Regions from separate parts of the Homo sapiens genome. Here region 2 is linked to region 1. Evidence: chromatin loops called from intact Hi-C (ENCODE). Cell type or tissue: mammary epithelial cell. All regions are shown on one strand. Links, peaks and the distances in the headings refer to the core of each region. The heading gives the core; the rest is flanking DNA. Region 1 has its middle 52 kb from the start of SNRNP48. Region 2 overlaps LOC105374906 (a long non-coding RNA gene).

The links. Hi-C counts contacts between places; a loop is a spot of excess contacts. Peaks named below come from ENCODE experiments on the same cell type or tissue, not always from the same donor. Only the 100,000 strongest peaks of a DNase experiment are listed, where the experiment ranks them.
Region 2: it touches region 1 in a loop (2.9-fold over the local background); 4 of 110 quality-filtered maps call a loop at or near these places.

Annotation. Positions count from the first base shown.
Region 1 is chr6:7,639,060-7,644,440 of GRCh38, reverse strand. No RefSeq gene overlaps it. Among named protein-coding and RNA genes, the nearest start is that of SNRNP48, 52 kb to the right of the region's middle. In mammary epithelial cell, for the core only: a CTCF peak has its summit at 3,009; a DNase peak (open chromatin) is centred at 3,340; H3K27ac peaks cover 1,708 bases.
Region 2 is chr6:7,696,087-7,701,467 of GRCh38, reverse strand. LOC105374906 (a long non-coding RNA gene) reads right to left here. Exons shown (of 4, transcript XR_926437.4): 3 at 3,343-3,481; 4 at 1,486-3,109. Among named protein-coding and RNA genes, the nearest start is that of BMP6, 27 kb to the left of the region's middle. RefSeq lists an enhancer at 2,898-3,192 and a silencer at 5,241-5,381. In mammary epithelial cell, for the core only: no CTCF peak of the experiment used is centred there; DNase peaks (open chromatin) are centred at 1,817 and 3,157; H3K27ac peaks cover 1,654 bases.

The sequences.
Region 1 (5,381 bases), core at 185-5,184:
CTGGAAAGTTCTTTTCTGTTTGTCACCCTCTAAGAGCTGGATATGGTTGTGTGTTCCAAAGATGCAATTTTACAAAGGCTCAAGCTCTCAAAGTTGCTCCAGAGGATTGGGGTTGCGGGTGGTGGGTAGTCAGGTTGTAATTCCGTATGTTCATGCTCAAGCTCAATGCCAAGAAGAACTCACAGCTAGAGAATAATAGAATCAAAAGATAAATATGGTATATCTTTTCAGAAAATCTATTTTGCTTAATAGAAAGTAATTTAAAACATTACTTATATAACAAACAGATGTATAATGGAGTAGATTGAAAAGTTTACAATAATTTTAAGATAAGCGGTAAATTTCAAAGAAATATTCAAGCTTGCTGTGGAGACCCAAACTAAAATAACTTGCATAACAAAGAGGGGAAAAAACACCTTTTTTGGATGGGCGCGGTGGCTCACGCCTATAATCCCAGCACTTTGGGAGGCCGAGGCGGGCAGATCACCTGAGGTTGGGAGTTCGAGACCAGCCTGACCAACATGGAGAAACCCTGTCTCTACTAAAAATACAAAATTAGCCAGGCATGGTGGCACATGCCTGTAACCCCAGCTACACGGGAGGCTGAGGCAGGAGAATCGCTTGAACCCAAGAGGCGGACATTGTGGTGAGCCAAGATCACACCATTGCACTCCAGCCTGGGCAACAAGAGTGAAACTCCATCTCAAAATAATAATAATAATAATAATAATAATAATAACAACTTTCTCTTTCAGGCAGAGATGAAGAAGCATGATCCTCATCTAAGAAGTTAATCCTCTCAGCAGAAAGCTCAGTGACTTGGCAAGGTATTCTTAATAGCCAAGGAACAGCCACTGTGTGTGGCTGAGCAATGGGCCTGTTTATTATCCCCAACAGACCCACAGGGAGACAATTTAAAATGCAAGGTGAACAGAATCCTATTGTGAGTAAGTAGGACTTGCAGTGATGGAACTGTGAGGAAAGTATTGATCTCTTTCTCTCTGCTAGACAGGAAAATAAATACAATTATCTCCAGTATCCACTGAAGATTGGTTCATGGCCCCCCGAAGGATGCCAGAATTCACAGATGTTCAAGTCTCTGATATAAAATGGCATGGTATTTGCATATAACCTATGCACATCCTCTCATATACTTTAAATCCTCTCTAGTTTACTTGTGATACCTAATGCAAAGTAAATGCTATGAAAATAGTTGGCATACTATATTGTTTATGGAATAATGACAAGGAAAAAAATGTACATGTTTCATACAGACACGATTCTTAAAAATATTTTCAATCTGCAATTGGTTGAATCAATGCACGTGGAACCCACGGATATGGAGAGCTGACCATATCCACATCTGCAACTCACACTGTTAGGCAGGGCATAAACAAGTCTGCCAGGCAGTCTCATAGGAGAGTCTGACACAGCATATTCAGGAGCAGTAAAACCAAAGTCCATCGCCTGCACAATTCTGCAGAACTTGGATGGCAGAGGCCACCACAGCCTGTCCCTCCCTGAGCTACTGGGATGCTATTTCCAGACTGACTTGCTGAGACTTTGCAGAAGTTCTGCTGGGAGGAGGAAGGTGTATGCTGGGTCATAACAATGCATGTGACAAGGTTTCCCAAATGGCAGGAGAGTCAAGTTGGAGCTTAGAGGGTGGAGGTGCATGGCACAGAGGCTTGAGGGCCTGAGGGCAGAAACTGGGTACCTCAGGCTGGGCGTGGTGGTTCACATCTGTAATCCCAACACTTTGAGAGGCGAAGGCAGGCAGATCGCCTGATGTCAGGAGTTCAAGACCAGCCTGGCCAACATGGCGAAACCCCATCTCTACCCAAAATACAAAAATTAGCCAGGCATAGACGGGGGGTGGTGGCGCCTGTAATCCCAGCTACTCTGGAGGCTAAGGCAGGAGAATCAGTGAACCCGGGAGGCAGAGGTTGCAGTGAGCCAAGATTGTGCCACTGTGCTCCAGCTTGGGCAACAAGAGCAAAACTCTGTCTCAACAACAACAACAACAACAACAACAGGCCGGGAACAGTGGTTCACACCTGCAATCCCAGCACTTTAGGAGGCCAAGGAAGGTGGCTCATCTGAGGTCAGGAGTTCGAGACCAGACTGGCCAACGTGGCGAAACCCCATCTCTACTAAAAGTACAAAAATTTGCCTGACATGGTGGCCCATGCCTGTAATCCCAGCTACTCGGGAGGCTGAGACAGGAGAATCACTTGAACCAGGGAGGCGGAGGTTGCAGTGAGCTGCACTCCAGCCGGGGCGACAAGAGCGAAACTCCGTCTCAAAAACAAAAAAACAAAAACAAAAAAGAAAAGAAACCAGTACATCAGAACAGGGTCCCTGTGGGAGGTGGACTGCCTTGCATGCTTGCCCTTAGACTATGGGCACTGCCAGCTTATGGTTTGCAGTTCTTCCCACTATGTGTTGTCATTCCCTTTAGTTTTCCCCAGTCCTTCAGTAAATCCTATCTACCCATGTAGCTATGTGTGGTGGGCTGTAAAGAGGACCTCTGCAGAGCCAAAAGAGGGCTGCAAAACCTGTCCCACTAGAGCAGAAACTGAGAAGTGAGGGTGACTGCCCAGCTCACATCCACATGGTGGTTGTATCTTTACCTTCCTTTCTTTGGTGAAATGGCCTCACTGTAGCAGGTGATCCATGTGCCAGCTGCAGGGGACCACTCCCATGACCACATGCGTCCAGAGGAGGCTTTTGGCCCTAGCTAGGCTCGTCAAGCTGACCCAGGAGGCAAGCCAGGCCAATGAGAACCCTTGCCCAGGTTTTTTCAGCTAAAGCTGGAAGAAGCTCTTTCCTATCAGTTGGGAAAGCTGGGAAGATTGTGCCCAATGCTGCCAGCAGCTGTAATTTTAATCCTATGGAGTGAAACAGTTTAGGAGAACGATGGCATGTAGAAAGAAAGAGGTAAAAGACAGAGCCTGAGTTTTGGGTAACCCTGTGTTTTCTATCTACAGGAGGACAGGTGCCCAGATGGCTTTGTACTACCCGGCTCTCCCTACTCCTGCTGGTAGTTCTTGGAATAACTGTAGAATATACAGAGACCGCAACATCCTAAGGTAAGGGGCAACTGTCCAGAACTGCCTGGGCTATGTCCTCATCCCTCCTAGAACAGGATGGCCTGCAGTACTTGAACTCAGTGATCCAAGTTCCACCAAGGGCATAAAACTCAGAGTGGAGTGCTTTTGCGGTCCCTTAGCTGCAATGCAACATGGGTCATGTGCAGACAAGACTCCAGCCACCCAGGGCAGCCCCCCTGAGCCTGGGGGAACTGGCTTGCCGTGGATCCTAGGCTTCTGTTTATCCTCACCACCTATCTGTGAGTAATAAAGTTGCTTTGCCTGACTCATGCGACTGTTCTTTCTCACTAGACTCCAGTGATAAAGAACCTTTGTACTACTTTTCATGTGAGTCAATACATTCCTCTGAGCTTCCTTGGATAATCAGATTATCCAAGTTGATTGGTATTGGATAATCATCCTGTTTAATCAGCATCGTTTCACATACATACTTGTGCACACACATGCACATGTACACCCATAGGCACACATACACACACACGTGCATATGCAAAGAGCAAGGGCACTGTAGTCAGTGGGTTCCAGACTGAGACCAGCAGTGAAGGAAGTGAAGCGTAAAGTTGAAAAGGTGAGAATATAACTCTGAGAGGTCAAATGAGAGCAGATGGGAGACATCCACCCCTCTTTCCCCAATATTATAGAGGGAAGGGACTTCTTAAAGGTGGAAAGACCTGTAATCCTAGCACTTCGGGAGGCCGAGGTGGGCAGATCACGAAGTCAGGAGATCGAGACCATCCTGGCTAACATGGTGAAACCCCATCTCTACTAAAAATACAAAAAATTAGCCGGGCATGGTGGTGTACGCCTGTATTCCCAGCTACTCAGGAGGCTGAGGCAGGAGAATGGCGTGAACCCGGGAGGCGGAGCTTGCAGTGAGCCAAGATAGTGCCACTGCACTCCAGCCTGGGTGACAGAGCGAGACTCCATCTTAAAAAAAAAAAAAAAGGTGGAAAGACTGACAGTTTAGATTTGCAAGTTCCAGAGCAGAGCTAGAACCTGAGCTTTGAGACATAGACTACAGTTCATTCTATCTACTACACCAAGGGGACCCCATGAGTTAAAGGGAATGATAACAAGAATGAGTGTTTGTAGCAACAATTTCCCAATCAAACTGATAACAATCATGAAAATATTCCTCAGGTTTACTTTTACATCTAAGGCATCAGAATAGATTTGGTCTTTTATAACATGCAATTATTTTCTAAATAAACTTTGACATTCCTGAGAAGTTGCTAGTAAGATTCATTTTTTCAGATATTAAAACCAAGATGCTGAGAAGATACTCTCAGAGCTTAGAATATATTCCAGAAAAAAAGGTAATAAAGGAGGCTGCTATGAATTGAATGGTGTCTCCCAAAATTCATATATTGAAGCCCTGGCCCCCAGCGTGATGGAATCTGGAGACAGGGACTTCAGACAGGGATTAGGGTTAGATGAGGCCATGAGAGTGGGACCCTAAAGATTGGATTAGTTCCCTTATAAGAAGAGGAAAAAGCCCGAGAGCCCTCTCTCCTCGTGCATGCCCGGAGGAAAGCCCCTGTGAGGACAGAGTGAGAAGACAGCTGTCCGCAGGCCAGGGAGAGAGCTCTCACAGCAACCAGATCAGACAGTAGTTTTTGAGATCAGCCTTCTAGCCTCCAGAACTGTGAGAAACAAACTTCTGTTGTTTCAGCCACCACCCAGTCTGTGGCACTTTGTTATAGCAGCACAAGCTGACTAATACAGAAGCCAAGATCACAATTACTGCAACCAAGTGTGCCAGGTTCCCTGGTTTCTAATCTGAATTTCCAGTATTCTATTGCATTGTCAGATAAGGCCCCAGACTAAGTGTCCACTTTTCTTTGTTTGAAAAAGAAAAGAGATAGGAATGGATTATCCTTGTGGGTCTAGATTATCCTTTGTGGGCCTAAAAACCTGAAATGCATTCTAGCCATCCTCAGTGGTTCCTTGTTAATAATTCTTGACCTAGAAAATAGTTTGGATAATTATATTTTTTCAAAACTACAAAGCCCTGCTATAGATGATAAGATCCATTTTCAAAGGAAGGGAAAATCTATAAAATTGGAGACAAACTTTCCGGTTCAGAAAGTTCTTGGTCACTGGTCTATTCTGAAAATGTCAAAAAGTTTCTCATGTTCTAAAATTATGTTTTTTATTCTATTGTGGAGAAGTGAACGGTAGATTTTTTTAAAGCATTAGGTACTAAAAAAAGAATAAATCACTTTAATCAGAAGCCTTTTTCTAAGACATGAAATCTCTTTAATGGTA
Region 2 (5,381 bases), core at 268-5,267, 57 kb before region 1:
CCATTTTTGCATTTCATATGAATGGAATCCCACCATATGCTGATTTATGTCTGTTTTGTTCAATACTATATTTTATACATCGAAATAATACGTTAACCTCCAATGCTAACCTCTACAGCACTGTAATTTTTATTTTATTACAACACAATATTTCAATGTGTTCCAGGAACACAAGAATATTCATTATTATAGATAACATTTCAGTGTTTATTTGTTTATAGAAAATCAGTAAATAAAACTTCAGTTTATTAACATGTGTTTCAAAGTTCACTGCTTTGCCAAATTGAATTTTGGCAATTTAAAAAATAATCTAAAAATCATTATACACATAAAGATATAGGAAAGATTTTATTTTTCTTGAAATAGGTACAACTTCAATTTGTTCTAATATTCTGAACATTTCTCTATATTCTCAGTGTTTTCTCTCATGACATTTTGTGATCTAAATGATTTTAAGATTTATAAACCAAATTCTTTGGAACAGTCAATTCTTTAGATCAATTTGTTCTCCAAAGCAGGTTATGACGTGATTCAAATGACATACTAAACCTGGAAGTGAATCCCACTTTTGCCACAAATTAGCTGTGTAACTTTAGGTAAGTTCCTTAACCTTTCTGTGCTACCTTCTGCATCCATAAATAAGATGGTTTCTGCAGGTTCTCCGAGCTCAAAACATTCTAGTTCAAAAATATTTTCAAGTAAGAATTTGCCAAAAACAAGAGAATCAGGAAACAAAAGGTTTCAGGAAACAAAAGGAAACAAAAGTTCCATCAGTTTACTTTAAAAAGGAATAGCTGCTACCATGTGCTGAACTGGTTCCTGGACCAATCCACAGTGAGACACTCATTCAGTAGACCATCTTCCATTTTCCCTGTACAGTAAATGCTTGAAGGTAGCTCCCAAGAATGTTATACACTTTCCTTATGGAGGTGTATAAAATTCCCTGTCACACCCAAAGGGTATCGTAGAAATGTATTTCCTTTTGGGCAACATCTTTGTTATTGAAAGAAAACCTCCAAAATGGTGTTTCCACTTTTTTTTTTTTTTTTTTTTTTTTTGAGATGGATTCTCGCTCTGTCACCCAGGCTGGAGTGCAATGGCATGATCTCAGCTCACTGCCATCTTCGACTCCCAGGTTCAAGTGATTCTTCTGCCTCAGCCTGCTGAGTAGCTGGGATTACAGGTGCGTGCCACCATGCCCAGCTAATTTTTGTATTTTTGGTAGAGATGGGTTTTCACCACGTTGGCCAGGCTGATCTTGAACTCCTGACCTCAGGTGATCCACCAGCCTCAGCCTCCCAAAGTGCTGTGATTACAGGCGTGAGCCACTGTGCCCAGCCTGTTTCCACATTTTAAACTTACCTTTAAGTACTCAAATGAAGAGCTGTGTCTATGAATGGCATTTTCTATATGGCAAGCTTAAGCAATGGGTATAACTATGGGACACAAAAACTTATAATCCAAAAGACCACCAGGATGACTAAATAGTAGAAAGAAGAGCTTTATTGGTGATATCAGTTGCAAGCTGGAAGAGAAAGTCTCCAGCATGGACCAAAGATGCTCTCTCTTCAAACAGGGGAAGGACAGGTTGGGTCTCATTCCTCTGAGAGTCTGTATTACACAATAGAGTCATACGTATTCAGCAGGTTTGGGGTAGAAGCTATACATATTTATGAGGAGAGCCAAGCACAGGAGCAATGAATAAACAAACATGTAATATACATCCCATATTCACTTTGGGGCAAAAGGTGAACTATAGGACACAAAGACAGTGTGTGTGCAGCCTCTATAAGCTGGCTGAAACTGGCTTAAGGTCTGCAATTGCTCATCAGAAAAGAATGTTTGTAAGGCCTGTCCTCTGTCCAATCAGAATAGTAGTGGTCTGGATTGCAAATTGGAGTTAGGATAATTTGCCCAATAGCTCCTATTGTTAGGGAGTTTAGCAAGAGTGTGGATTTTCTTACAGGAATTTAGAAATTCGCAAGGCCAGCTGGGCCCTAAGCTCTCAATCCATAGGTAAAATTTTTTTTTCTTTTTTTTTTTTTTTGAGACGGAGTCTTGCTCCATCACACAGGCTGGAGTGCACTGGCATGATCTCAGCTCACTGCAACCTCCGCCTCCTAGGTACAAGCAATTCTCCTGCCTCAGCCTCCTGAGTAGCTGGGACTGCAGGTGTGTGCCTCCGTACCCAGCTAATTTTGTATTTTTAGTAGAGACGGGGTTTCACCATGTTGGCCAGGATTGTGTTGAACTCCTGACCTCGTGATCCACCCACCTCTGCCTCCCAAAGTGCTGGGATTACAGGCGTGAGCCACCTCACCTGGCCAACTTTTTGTTTCGTTAACCTTAAGGTCCTTCTTCATTGATAAAGTAATGTCTACTTTGGTCTCCCAGATCACAATCTCAATCTATTTTCCCAAAGAGAAAATTAATCAGGTAAAACAGTTGATTAATGATTAGCAAATAACAACAAAAAACACCTTAATACTTTAGTCCTTAGAATCCTTAAGTCTAATCATAATGCTTAAAAAAACAGCACTTCATATTGACGATAATGTAGTTCTTCAGGTAATAAAAAAAATTTAAAAAATAAAAGCACTTCATAGATAAGGGACAAATATTATTTTTTTTCATCTCCCTTTCTTATGTTCCCACAAATGGGAAAACTGGGGTTATCTTCAAGTTTACATGGTAATTTAAAAAATGAAAGCAAAAATCTAAAGGATGTTGATAAATATGCTAATATATTGCCTGCTGAAGTCCATGCCTGTTTTCCATTCGGTGAGGTCTAAGCTTATGGCTTCATTTTGTGAATATAAATTAGTGAAAAACAAAAACAAAGGCAGAACCAGTCGATATGGGCTTTCTGTCATCTTCAAATGGGGAACTGCAAACGTTTAAATCAATCCCCAGTCCTATTTTTGGTTTGAGGGAGACATATATCAACACAGATTTTTTTTTTTTTTTTACCTCTGAAAAGTAAGTCACTACTTACGTAAAACAAACACCCCAGAAAGGAAAGCTTCATCATCCTCCGCCTGCAGTGGGATTTGGGGAAGTGTGCTGACGCAACTCAGATTTTCAATTGCCAAACAACGACTGAGCTCATCTGTATGGAGTTGGTAAATTAGAAAAGGTAAACGACAAGAAATGTTGCGTAATGACACCATAAGAAAAAAAAAGTCATTTCTGAGTTTGCTGTTCTTTAAACTCTTTGAATTCTTGCTTCAGTGGCTCTGTTGAGTCACAGCTGTGATCCATGTTGGCATGAACCAAAAATAACATGACTAACTGCAAAGGTTACAGGGTTTTGGCCAGCTTTTTACGGCCACACAGCAGTACCTTTCTGTTGAGTGGAAATGTAACATTTAGCTTGTAAGGCAAATCTTTCTCAAGCAGGTTCTTATTCAAAGTTGTTTTAAGTCTTCCCAAGGCGTTGTTTCTGCTCTGCTGAAAGCTGGAGTCAGCAGACTGCTAAGGTCTGAAAGATACAGAATTTAAAGGACACACTTATCTTAGTGCAACTTCCTGTAAACATCCTATGCCTGACAAGACCACTAATGGAGAAAATGTAGCACGTTGCTTAAGTAACATAAAATGAGTACTACATCTGACTTCCATTAGCAAACATAAACGCTTTTCAGACTCCTTTCCCCTTCTTCCCCCTCCTTCCCCCAAAATGGCACTACGGACTGCTTCACTTTTTCCAATCCTACAGTGATATTTGGAAAGTTCCATTTGCTTCCGTGAAGAAAAATACAGAGAAGGAAAAAATACATAATAGCCATCTATCATCTTGTATGTGAGGCTGCTTGGTTATGGGATTCTCCCCTCCCCACCAGAAAACTCTGTGTGTTCTATGACTAATTTAGGTATCATGGTGATAACCCTATTTTTCTCTAAATAAATGACTTGTATATTCAAGTAATTTTTTGTTTTGTAATCTCTCAACGAGGGTTTGGTTTGCCCTAATCGATCTTTCATTCATTTTTGTCATTTGTTCATTTTGTCATTTTGTCACTTATTGGACAAATATTGATTAAATGCCTATCATCCTATAGGATGACAGTAGTCAGTGGCACCAGACACAGTGCTTGCCCTTGTGGCAGGGGATTTAGTAGGAAAGACTGACGTGAATCAAAGAATCACAAAATAAGTTTGATAAAACAATTGGGATAAACACTCCAATTTTGTGTTGACAAAACAATTGGGATAAAGGTTCCAATAAAGGGGAACAACACACTTTAATAGAACGTAAGGGGCCTGGCACAGTGGTTTATGCCTGTAATCCCAGCGCTGTGGGAGGCCGAGACTGGCGGATCACCTGGGGTCAGGATTTCAAGACCAGCCTTGCCAACATGGTGAAACCTCGTCTCTACTAAAAATATAAAATTAGCTGAGTGTGGTGGCACGCGCCTGTGATCCCAGCTACTCAGGAAGCTGAGGCAAGAGAATCGCTTGAACCTGGGAGGCAGAGGTTGCAGTGAGTCGAGAGCACACCATTGCACTCCAGCCTGGGTGACAGAGCAAGACCCCGTCTCAAAAAAAAAAAAAAAAAAAGAACATAAGGTTAAGAGGGTTGAACCTAACCACGTAACCAAGGAGGTTAAGAAAGGTATCTCCAAACAAGGAATATCTGAGCAGAGATTTAAAGGGTGAGACAGAATTAATTGGGAGTGAAGAGGGAGGAAGAGCCATCTAGGTGGAGGACTGCTCTTTTCTGATGGGGAGACCCTGCGCAGGAGAGCATGGGTGCATTTGTGGAACTAGAAGATCTGGGTAGTCCAAGGGACAAAGCAGAGGCCAGAGTGGGTACAGGGCCAGGAGTGAGGCTGGAGAGCTGGGTAGGACAGAGACTACCTAGGGACTGGGCGCCACTGATCAATTATTTTAAGCCTTTCTCTTAAGAAAAGAAGGAAGCCATTAAAGGTGTTTTAAGTAGTGGGTGACTACCAGATTTCAGTTTTATATTTGCCACACAAGCTAATGGTTGAGTCACGAAAAGAAAGAAAAAAGAAAAGAAAAACCCAACAAAGACCCAAAAATGAATTCTGGGCTTAATTATTCATTATTGGTAGGAATATCCCCAGCAACACATTACAAATAAACTTGGCACATGTGCGGTTCCTAGCAAGGACAGACAACGATTCTTCTTTTCATGGTCAGAGAACGTTGACCCAAACCGTGGTCACTTTGCCATTAGTCACGTCAGCTTTGGTCAATCCCAACCCACATGTTTCCAAAACACTGTGGAGGTGCTCTGGCAAGACAGATCCAAGGCCATCAATAGGCCAATGAACCCAAGCGGCCTCAGGTCTTGGGCGTCTCTGAATGGAACACCTGCAGGGAAATGCAAGCATGAGAGCAAGTCCACAGAGCCC